2 separate regions of the Homo sapiens genome follow, and region 1 is linked to region 2. Evidence: read pairs that join two places in POLR2A ChIA-PET (ENCODE). Cell type or tissue: Panc1. All regions are shown on one strand. Each heading gives the region's core, and the rest is flanking DNA. Links, peaks and the distances in the headings are about the cores only. Region 1 overlaps TBL1XR1 (TBL1X/Y related 1). Region 2 overlaps TBL1XR1 (TBL1X/Y related 1).

What was found. ChIA-PET counts read pairs that join two places held together with the same protein. Peaks named below come from ENCODE experiments on the same cell type or tissue, not always from the same donor. Only the 100,000 strongest peaks of a DNase experiment are listed, where the experiment ranks them.
Region 1: POLR2A ChIA-PET joins it to region 2 with 11 read pairs; 11 of 35 experiments call an interaction of 5 or more read pairs at or near these places.

What each region holds. Positions count from the first base shown.
Region 1 is chr3:177,185,721-177,192,466 of GRCh38, reverse strand. The region is part of intron 1 of TBL1XR1 (TBL1X/Y related 1); the gene reads left to right. Among named protein-coding and RNA genes, the nearest start is that of TBL1XR1, 8.4 kb to the left of the region's middle. In Panc1, for the core only: no CTCF peak of the experiment used is centred there; no DNase peak of the experiment used is centred there; H3K27ac peaks cover 1,990 bases.
Region 2 is chr3:177,108,147-177,114,892 of GRCh38, reverse strand. The region is part of intron 1 of TBL1XR1 (TBL1X/Y related 1); the gene reads left to right. Among named protein-coding and RNA genes, the nearest start is that of TBL1XR1-AS1, 74 kb to the right of the region's middle. In Panc1, for the core only: no CTCF peak of the experiment used is centred there; no DNase peak of the experiment used is centred there; H3K27ac peaks cover 2,381 bases.

The DNA of each region.
Region 1 (6,746 bases), core at 598-5,597, 78 kb before region 2:
CTTCTTAAGCCTACTTGCACCATTTGAAACATTTTTCAACTTACTTTCTTTCTTTTTTTTTTTTTTTTGAGATAAAGTCTCACTTTGTTTGTTGCCCAGGTTGGAGTGCAGGTTGGAGTGCAATGGCGCGATCTCCTCTTACTGCAACCTCGCGCCTCCTGGGTTCAAGCGATTCTCCTGCCTCAGCCTCCTAGCTGGGATTATAGGCATGCGCCACCACGCCCAGCTAATTTTTGTATTTTTAGTAGAGACGGGGTTTCACCATGTGGTCTCCATCTCTTGACCTTGTGATCTGCCCGCTTTGGCCTCCCAAAGTGCTGGGATTACAGGCGTGAGCCACCGCGCCCAGCTTCAACTCTTTTTTTTTTTTTTTTGAGACAGAGTCTTGCTCTGTCACCCATGCTGGAGTGCAATGGTGCGATCTCGGCTCACTGCAACCTCTGCCTCCCGGGTTCAAGCGATTCCCCTACCTCAGCCTCCCAAGTAGCTGGGATTACAGGCGCCTGTCACTTGCCTGGCTAATTTCTTGTATCTTTAGTAGAGATGGGGTTTCACCATGTTGGTCAGGCTGGTCTCGAACTCCTGACCGCCCGTCTCGGCCTCCCAAAGTGCTGGGATTACAGGCATGAGCCACCGTGCCAGGCAAACTCTTTAAATACAAAGGGAACTCTTTCAAGGTTTGGGTCCAGCAGAACCTAGGGTCTGCCTTTTAGGCTGTAGTGATTACTTTGGGTAGGTGGTTTTATTTTATTTTTCCTGACCACTTTTTATCTGTGTATTCTTTTCCGTATTATCAGATGCTGTCTAGATAGTTGTCCTTAGAAGTTCAGTTCCTCTATGAGCCTTATCTTATGTTCACTTCCCATTTTTAACCATACTTAATTTAGCACTAGTGTTCACTTTGCTAATAGTCAAAAGTTCTATGTATCAGGACTATACAGGTGCTTTGACAAGTACTGTGACAGTCTGAGTGCTGATGCCTGAATTTAACAGTGAGAAAATTGAGGCTCAGGTAGTAGGGGACAGAGCAGGAATTTAGGCCCAGTTTGTGTGAATTCTAGGCCAGTGTTGTTACCTAGCAGTCTGTCTTCTCAATGAATGAATGGTTGTAGGTCTGGATTATTAAGTTTTTATTTGGTTGCCCTGAGCAACCTTTCTTATTCATTTTATCTTCTGTAACTACTGACAGTGTAATTTATTTAAAGTACTGGTTTCATCTTGTCAGTTCCCCTGCTGGAGAACCCATAATGGATTCTCTTTGCCAACTGGATTGAATTTGTATGCTTCAGTCTGGCTTTTAAGAAGGTTCCATTCTACCTATTCAGCTTTATTTCTCACTCTTAGTTGGGATTCTTGCCGGCCTCTCAAATACGGTAGTTTTTGCCATACTCACTACTTTGCTTTTGTGCATGCTGTTGTTCCCTTTGTCCTTCTTATAGCCTAGTTTCAGTCCCCCTTCTTCCATGAATCCTTTTCTGGCCATCCTGACTCAGGATATTTCTTCTCTGAGATTCCATTGCACTTAATGAAGATCACAAATCCCATAACTGTTTATTGTTTTGTTGCCCCAACTACGATGTTTCTTGAACGGATGGACCTTTTTCCTTCCAGCATTTGGCAGAGTTCTTAATACCATTTTCATGTTAAAATGGATTGTGAGGGCCTGTGTTAAAATGGGAGCAGTGACAGCCCTGTTCCACTGTAATGTGGCAGCATCTTCTTTTTGAGTTAGACCTTAAAGATTTAGGTGTGCTATAGTCACATTTAACTGTTCATTTAAATTTTAGTGCTGCCAGAGTTGCAAAGGAAGAAAAATTTGTTAGTTTCTTAGATGAAAATGGATGGTTTTGACTGGGTACGGTGGCCCACGCCTGTAATCTCTGCACTTTGGGAGGCCCAGGCAGGGGGATCACCTGAGGTCAGGAGTTTGAGACCAGCCTGGCTAACATGATAAAATGTTTAGCTCTACTAAAAATACAAAAAATTAGCTGGGAGTGGTGGCACACGCCTATAATCCTAGCTACTCAGGAGGCTGAGGCAGGAGAATAGCTTCAACCCGGGAGGCGGAGGCTGCAGTGAACTGAGATTGCGCCACTGCACTCCAGCCTGGTCAACAAGAGCATCAACTCCGTCACATACACAAAAAAAGAAAATGGATGGTTTTGCCCTTTTAATTCTGGAATAGTAGCCACAGTACTGGGGGAAAACCTAGTCTAGTTAGGAATTGTGTCACAGTAAGTTGACTTTATCTGGTTATATATGTGTCAGGTAGTTAGGTATAATGATGCTTAAGATTTTGGACTCTTTTTTTTTTTTTTTTTTTTTTTTTTTTTGAGATGGAGTTTCACTCTTGTTGCCCGGGCTGGAGTGCAATGGCACATGCTTGGCTCACTGAAACCTCCGTCTCCTGGGTTCAAGCGATTTTCCTGCTTCAGCCTCCCCAGTAGCTGGGATTACAGGTGTCCGCTTACACGCCCAGCTAGAACTTTATTTTCTTAATCTGTTAGGTTTTTTCTTCATTATTTCCTTAGTAGTGTACCTAAGTTAAGATAGTGTTTTTAGATCTCACTGTTTTACAGCATTCTGACTGCACTGGAGTTTCATTTGAGCCATTACTATTAATTTATTAACATTCAGTATAGGATATATGTATTATACAATGTAAGTGAGTTTTATCTACCAGAAGAATGTCTCTTAACCATCTCCCTTCAGTAAATTTTTATGGTAAGACTGTGCTGTATTAGTTCCAGCCAACCAGGGTAATTGACTATAAAGGCAACTAATTTGGTGTTACATCCTTCTTTTTTTTTTTTTTTTGAGATGGAGTCTTGCTCTGTCTCCCAGACTGGCTGGATGTGATCTCCGCTCACTGCAACCTCCGCCCCCTGGGTTCAAGCGATTCTCCTGCCTTAGCCTCCCAAGTAGCTGGGATTACAGGTGCTGGCCACCACGCCTGGCTAATTTTTTTGTAATTTTAGTAGAGATGGGGTTTCACCATGTTGGCTAGGCTGGTCTTGAACTCTTGACTTCAGGTGATCCACCCACCTTGGCCTCCCAAATTGCTGGGACTAACAGGCGTGTACCACCACGCCCAGCTAATTTTTGTATTTTTAGTAGAGATGGGATATCACCTTGTTGGCCAGGCTGGTCTTGAACCTCTGGGCCTTGTTATCTGCCCACCTCGGCTTCCCAGAGTGCTGGGATTATAGGCGTGAGCCACCACACCTGGCCTGAAATTGTTATTTCTTATTTTTATTTTGAGACAAAGACTCATTCTGTTGCCTAAGCTGGAGTGCAGTGGCATGATCTTGGCTCACTGCAATCTCCACCTCCTGGGTTCAAGCGATTCTACTGCCTCAGCCTCCTGAGTAGCTGGGACTACAGGAACGTGCCACCATGCCCGGCTAATTTTTTTGTATTTTTAGTAGAGATAGGGTTTCGTTATGTTGGCCAGGCTGGTCTTGAACCCCTGACCTCGTGATCCACCCGCCTCGGCCTCCCCAAGTGCTGGGATTACAGGCGTGAGCCACCGCACCCGCCCAAAATTTTTAATATTTATGTATAGAATGTAAGCTTTTCAGCATGATTTTGAATCAAACAAAATGAGTTAGATTGAAAGCTCTGCTTTCTGAGAGCTTAGATTTGTAACTCAGAATTAGTGTGGACTGTAAGGATCATGCTGAAAGGTTAATACATTTTGGTAAACATAGAGTACCCAGATTCAGGAGATTTATGTGAAATGAATAGGTTTGAGGGATGAGGGAGGAGGAATACCTGTTGAACATTTAAACTGTGAAGTTTGCCACCTATTTTCCCCTTTATTGAAGGTTTCAGGAGGTAGAATTTAAAAAAACAAAACTCTGGGCTGCAAGGGTCAGAGATGGTCATTACGGTATCTTAATAGAGTAATTTCTTTTTTTTGACGGAGGTTTGCTCTTGTTGCCCAGGCTGGAGTGCAATGGCGCAATTTTGGCTCACTGCACCCTCCACCTCCCAGGTTCAAGCAGTTCTCCTGCCTCAGCCTTCTGAGTAGCTGGGATTACAGGCATGTGCCACCACACCTACCTAATTTTGTATTTTTAGTAGAGATGGAGTTTCGCCATGTTGGCCAGGCTGGTTTGAACCTCTGACCTCAGGTGATCTGCCCACCTTGGCCTCCCAAAGTGCTGGTGGGATTACAGGTGTGAGCCACTGTGCCTGGACAGTAATTCTTTTTTATATGAAATTGTATTCTCTGGGCCGGGCACGGTGGCTGATGCCTGTAATCCCAGCACTTTGGGAGGCCGAGGTGGGTGGATCACGAGGTCAGGAGTTCGAGACCAGCCTGACCAACATGGTAAAACCCCGTCTCTACTAAAAATACAGAAATTAGCCGGGTGTGGTGGCATGTGCCTGTAATCCCAGCTACCTGTTAGCCTGAACCTGGGAGGTGGAGGTTGCCATGAGCTGAGATCGTGCCACTGTATTCCTGCCTGGGCAATAGAGCGAGACTCCATCTCAAAAAAAAAAAAAAAAAAAAAAAAGGAAATTGTACTCTGGACTCTCAAGCTTTTTTTTTTTTCTTTTTAAATGTTTAAAAATTTTAATTACCTTAAAATGGTGGATTTTTTTTTAACTTTTTAATAAACTAGGTGTCAGTCTATTTGATATCTTCGGTATTTTGTCTGAGATCGGATGTGGAATCAATAAGTGCTTTTTTTCCTGATAACCTTTTGTGTTTCTCTTTTCTTCTCATTGTGTCTTTTTCAGCACAGTGGAGAGCGGGACATTGTAAAGAGACATTCAGTGACTCAGTTTTTGAGTGGATGCTTTTGTTTTTTGTTCTTAGTTTGCATCTGCTTGAATGGGGTAGCATTTTAACATGGGTCTAATATTAAGCAAACAAGTATTTTTAAACCAATTCTTTGTAAAGCCATGGTTACATGAGTAAATCACTTAGCTTCTATAAATGTCTATTAAGATGATCAGATGAAATGTTACCTGAAGTTCTCTTATTTGTGCAAATACTTGAATGAGTATACTCGATACTTCAATTCCTTTATTAAGATCCTAGGATTCTTTTTTTTTTTTTTTTTTGAGATAGAGTCTCTGTTGTCCAGACTGGAGTGCAATAGCACAATCTTGGTTCACTGCAACCTCTGCCTCCCGGGTTCAAGCGATTCTCCCTGCCTCAGTCTCCCGAGCAGCTGGGATTGCAGGCGCCCGCCACCACACATGGCTAATTTTTGTATTTTTAGTAGAGATAGGGTTTTGCCATGTTGGCCAGGTTGGTCTCGAACTCCTGACTTTTTTTTTTTTTTGAGACAGAGTCTTGCTCTGTTGCCCAGGCTGGAGTACAGTGGCACGATCTCGGCTCATGGCACACTCCGCCTCCCGGGTTCATGCCATTCTCCTGCCTCAGCCTCCTGAGTAGCTGGGACTGCAGGGGCCCGCCACCACGCCCGGCTAATTTTTTTGTGTTTTTAGGAGAGACGGGGTTTCATCCTGTTAGCCGGGATGGTCTCGATCTCCTGACCTTGTGATCCGCCCGCCTCGGCCTCCCAAAGTGCTGGAATTACAGGCGTGAGCCACCACGCCTGGCCGAACTCCTGACTTTTAAGTGATCTGCCAGCCTCAGGCTCCCAAAGTGCTGGGATTACAGGTGTGAGACACCACGACTGGCCATGATTTCAATTTTATGAGTTTTGACGGGGATCTATATGGAAATTTTTTTTAGAGTATTTAAGTACTAAAAATCTACAGCCTTTCATAGAGTAATAGTCTGGAAAGTATGTGACATGAGCATAAGCAAACACCTTGCCAGATGGGGTATAGTAATAACATATTTTAGTGGTTACCTTCAACTGTGAATAGAACACAGTTTATGGGTTAGGGAGAGATGTTTTATTCTCTTCCTTTAATTTCAACAGGCTAATTGGGAAGAGTGTATACTAATGTTGCTACATTTCTGTTTAGTGGCTATCATATGTCATTAACTCACAGTATAAGGCAATTGACTCATCTACTTTGGGTTTCTGAAATAAGGTAATGAGAATAGATAATGAATTTATCTTTTCTTTTTCTGCAATTACCTTTTTATGGGGCAGAACTTATAAAAAATAAGGATTTTAGGATACGATTTGTAGCTGTAGCAGTGCTCTTTGGCACTCATTCATATAACAATGTAATATACATGCTTAAGATTTTTCCCCTAGTAAAATGATGGGTTTTCTTTAAATTACTGTTCTCTGTCCTCTTTAGTAACGGATATACATTTGTAAAATTACAGACTGGGGTTAGGAGTGCAGACTGTTATTGTATTGTGTTCTTGTGCAAAAAAACCCCAGGTGTATCATGGGAATACATCTTTGACCTTGGACTTCCTTGTGTCCTGCTGGCAGAGGTCACTAGTTTTGACACCTGGTGAGAGATGTGAAGTGTTCCTTTATTTACTTATATTTATTTATTTATTTATTTGAGGCAGGGTCTTGCTCTGTCACCTGGGCTGGAGTGCAGTGGTGTGAACATGGCTCACTTTACCCTCCAACTCCTGGGCTTAAGCAGTCCTCCTACCTCAGCCTCCTGAGTAGGTAGGACTACAGACGAGCAGCACCATGCCCAGCCAATTTTTTTATTTTTAATTTTTTGTAGAGAGAGGATCTCACTATGTTGCTCAGGCTGGTCTCGAATTCCTGGACTCAAGCAGTCCTCCTGCCTCCCAAAGTGTTGGGATTATTGGTGTGAGCTGCTGTGCCCAGCCAATGCTT
Region 2 (6,746 bases), core at 1,084-6,083:
GTCCTCCTGCCTCAGCCTCCCAAGTAGCTGGGACTACAAGTGCATGCCACCCTGCCCAGCTAATTTTTAACATTTTTTTTATAGAGATGGGGTCTTGCTGTGTTGCCCAGACTTGTCTCGAACTCCTGGGCTTAAGCGATCTTCCCATCTCAGCGTCCCAAACCACTGGGATTAGAGGTGTGAGCTACCGTATCTGGCCAAACTTTTTTTTTTTTCTTTTTAATTTTAAAAAAGTGACATACGACATTATGTTTTTGTCATGTGCAACACAAATCTTTTGAAATACATATATTGGCTGGGTGTGGTGGCTCATGCCGTAATCCCAGCACTTCAGGAGGCCAAGGCAGGAGGATCTCTTGAGCCCAGGAGTTCAAGACTAGCCTGGACAACAGTGTGAGGGCCCGTCTCTACAAAAAGTTAAAAATTAGCTGGTCTTGCTGGGCAGCTACTTGGGAGGCTGAGTCAAGAGGATCTTTTGAACTTGGGGTTGGGGAGGTGGAGGTCAAGGCTGCAGTGAGCTATGATAACACTGCTGTACTCTAGCCTGGGCAACAAAGCAAGACCCTATCATATATATATCATATATCATATATATGTATCCATATATATGATGTGTGTATATATATATGATTATATATATGAGATGTATATATATATGATGTGTATGTATATATATGATGTATGTATACATATAGAGAGAGGAATGGTTGAATCTAGTGAATTAATAAATGCATTACCCCATAGTTACCATTTTGTGGTAAGAGCACATAACATCTACTCTACATTTTTCAAGAATATGCCATTTTTAACTTTAGTCAAATTGCTGTATAATTGATCTCTTGAAGTTTATTCTTTTTGTCTAACTGTAATTATGTATCCTTTGACCAACATTTACCCAGTAGTGGGATTGCTGGATCATATGGTGGTTATTTCTGTTTTAAATTTTTTTTTAGAAACCTTCATATTATTTTCAGTAATGGCCACCAACAGTGTGTTAAGGATTCTCTTTTCTCCATATTCTCAGCAGCACTTGTTGTCTTTTGTCTTTTTGATAATGTTCATACTGACTGGGGTGAGATAATATTTCATTGTGGTTTTGATTTTCCTGATGATTAGTGATGTCGAACATTCTTTCATAAACCCGTTGATATTTGCATGTCTTTTGAGAAATGTCTATTCAGGTCTTTTGCCATTTATTTATTTTTATTTAATTTTTAAATTGTTTATAGAGATGGGGTCTCCATATGTTGCCCAGGCTAGTCACAAACTCCTGGCCTAAAGCGATTCTCCAGCCTTCACCTTCTAAAATGTTAAGATTACAGGCATGAGCCACTGTGCCTGGCCATTTTGCCGATTTTAAATATTAGGTTATTTGATTTTTTGTTATTGAGTTGTCTTAAGTTCTTTTAGATATTATTTGTCAGATACATAATTTGCAAATATTTTCTCCTGTAGGTTATTGTTTTTCTCTGTTTATTGCTTTCTTTGCTGTGCAGAAGGTTTTGGTTTTATGTAATCCCATTTGTCTATTTTTGCTTTCGTTGCTTGTACTTTTTGAGGTCCTATCCAAAGAAAATCCTTGCCCAGATTGCTGTCAGGAAGTGTTCCTCTTGAGTTTTCTTTTAGTAATTTTCTAGTTTTGAGTCTTATGCTTAAGTCTTTAATCCATTTTTTTTGTTTAATTTTTGTATATGGTGAAAGATAAGGGTCTACTTTCATTTTTCTACATGTGAATATTCATTCTGTTTCCCCAAAACCATTTATTGAAGACACTGTTCTCTCCCCACTGTGTGTTCTTGGCACCTTTGTCAAAAATTAGTTGACTGTAAATGTGTAGATTTACTTTTGGGTTCTCTCTATTCTATTCCGTGTGTGTGTGTGTGTGTGTTTTGAGACAGTCTTGCTTCATCGGAGTGCAGTGCCACGATCTCTGCTCACAGCAACCTCTGCCTCCCTCCGCCTTTCAGATTCAAGCGATTCTCCTGCCTCAGCCTCCCGAGTAGCTGCGACTCCAGGCACATGGTACCACGCCCGACTAATTTTTGTATTTTTAGTAGAGACGGGGTTTCACCATGTTGGCCAGGCTGGTTTCGAACTCCTGACTTCGTGATCCGCCCGCCTCAGCCTCCCAAAGTGTTGGGATTACAGGTGTGAGCCACCGCACCCAGCAGGTCTTTGAGGGCTTTCACAAAAAAGTGTTCTCATACTTTTCTTTTTCTTGAAAAGTAGAAATTTGGCCGGGCACCTAATTACTTGTTTTTAAAACGGACAATATTATGTACTGTACAAAATAGTCAGATTTAAATGATACTGAGTGTGCCAGCAATGTAGAGTTTAATACTCATTTTATCACCTCTGATAAGAATGTTTAACCATTTCCGATCTCAATCTGTATGCATAAAACAAAGGGGATTGAATGAGACAGCTTTTCTTTAACTGTCCTATGATCAAAACAAGTTTTCCATGCTATTTAAATGATACTTTAGGCCGGGGGCCGTGGCTCGTGCCTGTAATCCCAGCACTTTTGGAGGCTGAGGTGGGTGGATCACCTGGGGTTAGGAGTTCTAGACCAGCCTGGCCAACGTGTCAAAACCCCACCTCTACTAAAAATACAAAAATTAGCTGAGCGTAGTGGCAGACGCCTGTAATCCCAGCTACTTGGGAAGCTGAGGTGGGAGAATTGCTTGAACCCGGGAGACGCAGGTTTTAGTGAGCCGAGGTGGTGCCACTGTACTTCAGCCTCGGCAACAGAGTCAGAGCCCCTCACAAAAAAAAAAAAAAAAAATATATATATATATATATATATATATATATATATTTGATTTTATATCTTTGTTGTCTTATTTCTTAGAAGGCAGGAGATATTTTCTTCTTCGTTTCAGGGCCTAGTTCTTATTTTTTAAAAGGCTTCAAAGGATCTTAGCAGTCAATCCAATAAACCCAGTCATTGCTTGTTGGTGGTGAGTCTTAAGAGGCTTAAGTTGTAGGCCTAAGACCACTGGCACCCTACAGGCAGAGTTGGGATGAGGACCCAGGTGCATTGTAAAAGGTTCCCTAAACCGTTTCTCTTTCTGTGAATAAATGACCTTGGTTTAATGTTTAGCTCTGACTCATCTGAAATCTAAAGTGAAATGTCAATATTAACAGCCACCATATAGGGTATGGCAAAGAGATTCCTGACACGTGAACTGCACCTGGTTTGGGAAGGTGTGATGCATTCTTAAAACAGCATATCCTTCGTGGATTGGGTGCCCTGGAAGATATGTCCAGGAGATGCTTATAAGATGATAGTGGGCCTGGCGCAGTGGCTGAAGCCTGTAATCTCAGCAGTTAGGGTGGCCTAGATGGGCAAATAACTTGAGGTCAGGAGTTCAAGACCAGCCTGGCCAGCATGGTGAAACCCAGGCTCAACCGATCCTCCCAGCTATTTTGTCTCTACTAAAAATACCCAAATTAGCCTGGCATGGTGGCATGCACCTGTAGTCCCAGCTACTCGGGAGGCTGAGGCAGGTGAATCGCTTGAACCCAGGAGGCAGAGGTTGCAGTGAGCCGAGATAGCGCCACTGCACTCCAGTCTGGGCAACAGAGAAAGGCTCTGTCTTTAAAAAAAAAAAAAAAAAATCAATCATAGTGGTTTCTCAGTGGAACTCAGGTGTGTCTAACCCAGGGTAACTTTTGTATCGTTTGTGGATTCTTTGCCCTTTGCATACCTACCTGAATAATGATATGGTGATGGTGATGATAGTAGGGAGAGGTGCAAAGACAATAGCTCCTGGATTGCATGTCCTCCTGTTGTGTGCCTGGCGTGATACTGCCCTGCTAGCCTGTCCTGTCCTGTAGCTTTCTCTGTAAACACATGCCAGGTGTGGCCTACTTAGGTTTTGTGAATTTGTCTAGTTGAGTCTGAGTTGTTAGAGCAGTTCCTTTCAACTGTTGATTTGCTTGACGTGAGATCAAGGGGGTGAAAATCATACACAACACATTTTTTTCCTCTTTGTTTGAAAGATATTTTCCTCTTCTGGACCCTATCTAGAAGAAGTATTCCTTAGACAATTTCCGGCTTCTTTTCTCTCATGAAGAGGAGGTAAGATTTTTGTTCTCACACTTATCTGCTTCCCAAAATATCCCCCCCGTTCTCATTAAGTTCTGACCACTCCTTCCTCTCATCTCATTTAATTCTTATTCATATCTAGAATTGTGTTTTAGGTACAATAGTAGGCATAAGTCACAGACATACTGTCATTTATTCCTGTGCATTTACAATAGAAGGTATTGAAAAAATTCAGCTTAGTGTCTTCATAGTTCTAGCTTTATGCATTTTCACAGACATTTATCCTTTGCCTCCTCTTTGTCTTCTGCTGAAGAATAGTGAACACAGTAGGGAAAAAAAAACCACAAAACCAAGACCAGGTGTTCTTAAGCAAAGAAGTTCTGGTTTGTGTTTTGTTATTTTTCCCTAGTCAGGTATTTTAAATTCGTAATGGTGGGTGTATAGCCCTAGATACATTGTAAGCTTTGCTGGATATTTACAAATTGTTGCCTAAACTGTAGAAGGGCTTAAGTCATTAGACATTCTATTTTAGTGACATTTTTCTGTTTTTCTGTATCATGTGTCTTGGAAAAACTTTGAAGTTCTTTGATGTTAATTTTGTAAGAATGTGTGTCTGAAAATATTTTGACTGAATAGACTCTGGGTTACAGTTAAGAATTTCTTTGATTTGGCACATCTTCTCTTTAGCATTTCATAGCTTTTATCATGGCCTGCATATACAACATGTCAATTATAATGCCTGATAGGTCTCCTAGGAGTTGTAGCTTCACAATATATAGGAGGCATCAGGCACAAATCGATACTGCAGAGAAAAAATTAGAGTAACTAAAACATAAATGACGTATTTTGTGAATAAGGAAGTGTTCTAGGTATGCCTTCCAGTAGTAAGCGGACAACACCAAGATATAAGGCACGTCTTCATACATCATTGTCTGTACACAGAACATCGAGCATACAGGAAGCTTCCTGAGTATCTTGCTGTCTCTCAATTGAAATACAAACCAACTCTGGCTCTGACCATCCTACTTTAATATTGCAACCCAGGGGTTCCTCTTTCACCTCTCTTCCCCCCAACTTCTGAATCCCTTTACCCTGCTTGGACTTTTTCTTTTTTCATAGCATTTATGATTGTAACATTACTTATTAATCAAAATTCTGCTGGAATTTAAACTGTGAGAGAGCAGGGATCTGTGTTTTATTTACTGATGTATTTTAGTAAGTTTTGTCCCCAGTGGGTGAATTAATAGTAACTCGATGTAAAGGGCTAACTTTTAATGTTAACAATCTCTAGTAGAAAGGTTAATTACAATTTGTTTTTTCTTCCTTCTTCCTTTCTTTCCCCACCTCTTCTTTCTTCCCATAGTTCTGTTGTCTACTGCAGGACAAATCTTACAATCATCCCAAAATACAAAAACAAAACAACCTTCTGTTTAGTCTTGGAGGTAAACATAGGCTTTAAATTACATTTCTTCCTATTCTCTTAAAGGGGACTTGCTTGATAGTTTGTATTTTCTTGAGTAACTAATGCATTTCTAATGGAGAGAGTTCATTTAGTGTGCAGGTTCTTTGTTTCTGATTGAATGTTTGGTTGCTTTCATATTCAGTTTATGTTCAATTAAAAAATTGGGAAAAGGTATGAAATTGACAATTTTAAATGTAATTTTGTTTATATATTAACTTGTTTTTAAAAATTAATTACAAATATACAATTTACTTGTTTTTTCCCCATATTTATCTGTGAATTAGATTATGATTTAGGATTGTTAGAAAATGTGAAAAGAAAACATGTTTGACAATAACATTTTCATCTCTATTATAGAAGTGATTTTTGGTATCCAGATATCCTTATCCCATCAAAAAGCTAAAATGCAAGCTCATTTTCTGTTAATTTTTAAGATGGGCATAACATTTCTTCTCATCGCTGCTTGGTGAACATTAGCTAGTATTGCCACAACTTATGGCCAGTGTTTTCTGTTTCTTCCTTCCTTCTATTTGCTCTGGCAAAGAGGACGCATTTCCAGGACCAGTCTCAGCTAGCCCAGTGTCTTTATTGTCTGTTTCTTTGTTGTTTGCATTAATAAAAATACCATTAGTATTTTTTAAACTCATGGAAATTCATAATTCAAACAATTTTTTTGCTTAGGGAGTTGATTCTTTTTGTTCTTTTAATACTATACTATTTTTAACCTTTTTGCTCCCTTTTAAACTATACATGCAGTTATAATTAACTGATATTAGTATTACTTCTGTGCGAAAATGCCTTTAGGCATTCAATAGGATTATAAATCCTAGTTTATTTTCTTTACAATAAGCCAAACACTATGTTCATACTTGTTATCAAGCTGTCTAATACACTATATAGATGAAGACACTGAGGGCTTGCTTACAGTTGTATGGATATGATGTGAAAGAGCTGAGTTTTTAAACAGAACAGAAAGCCTTATTCTTTCCATTCTTACCCCCACTGTCTTTTAAGTTTCTAAAGATGGCAGAGGAATGTTGAAGTTTAATACTTATAATTTTCTTAATGAACTTCATTATTATATATAGGGCCACATAAGATACTATGTTTGAATTCCTTAGAAAATTTCCTTTTCATAGAATGGTTATATATTTTTAGTAGGCAGTGTTTAAATAGTAAGTGTTTTTGCTTGGTCTGTTAATTTATTTGATTTAAAAAAATGTTTACCTCATT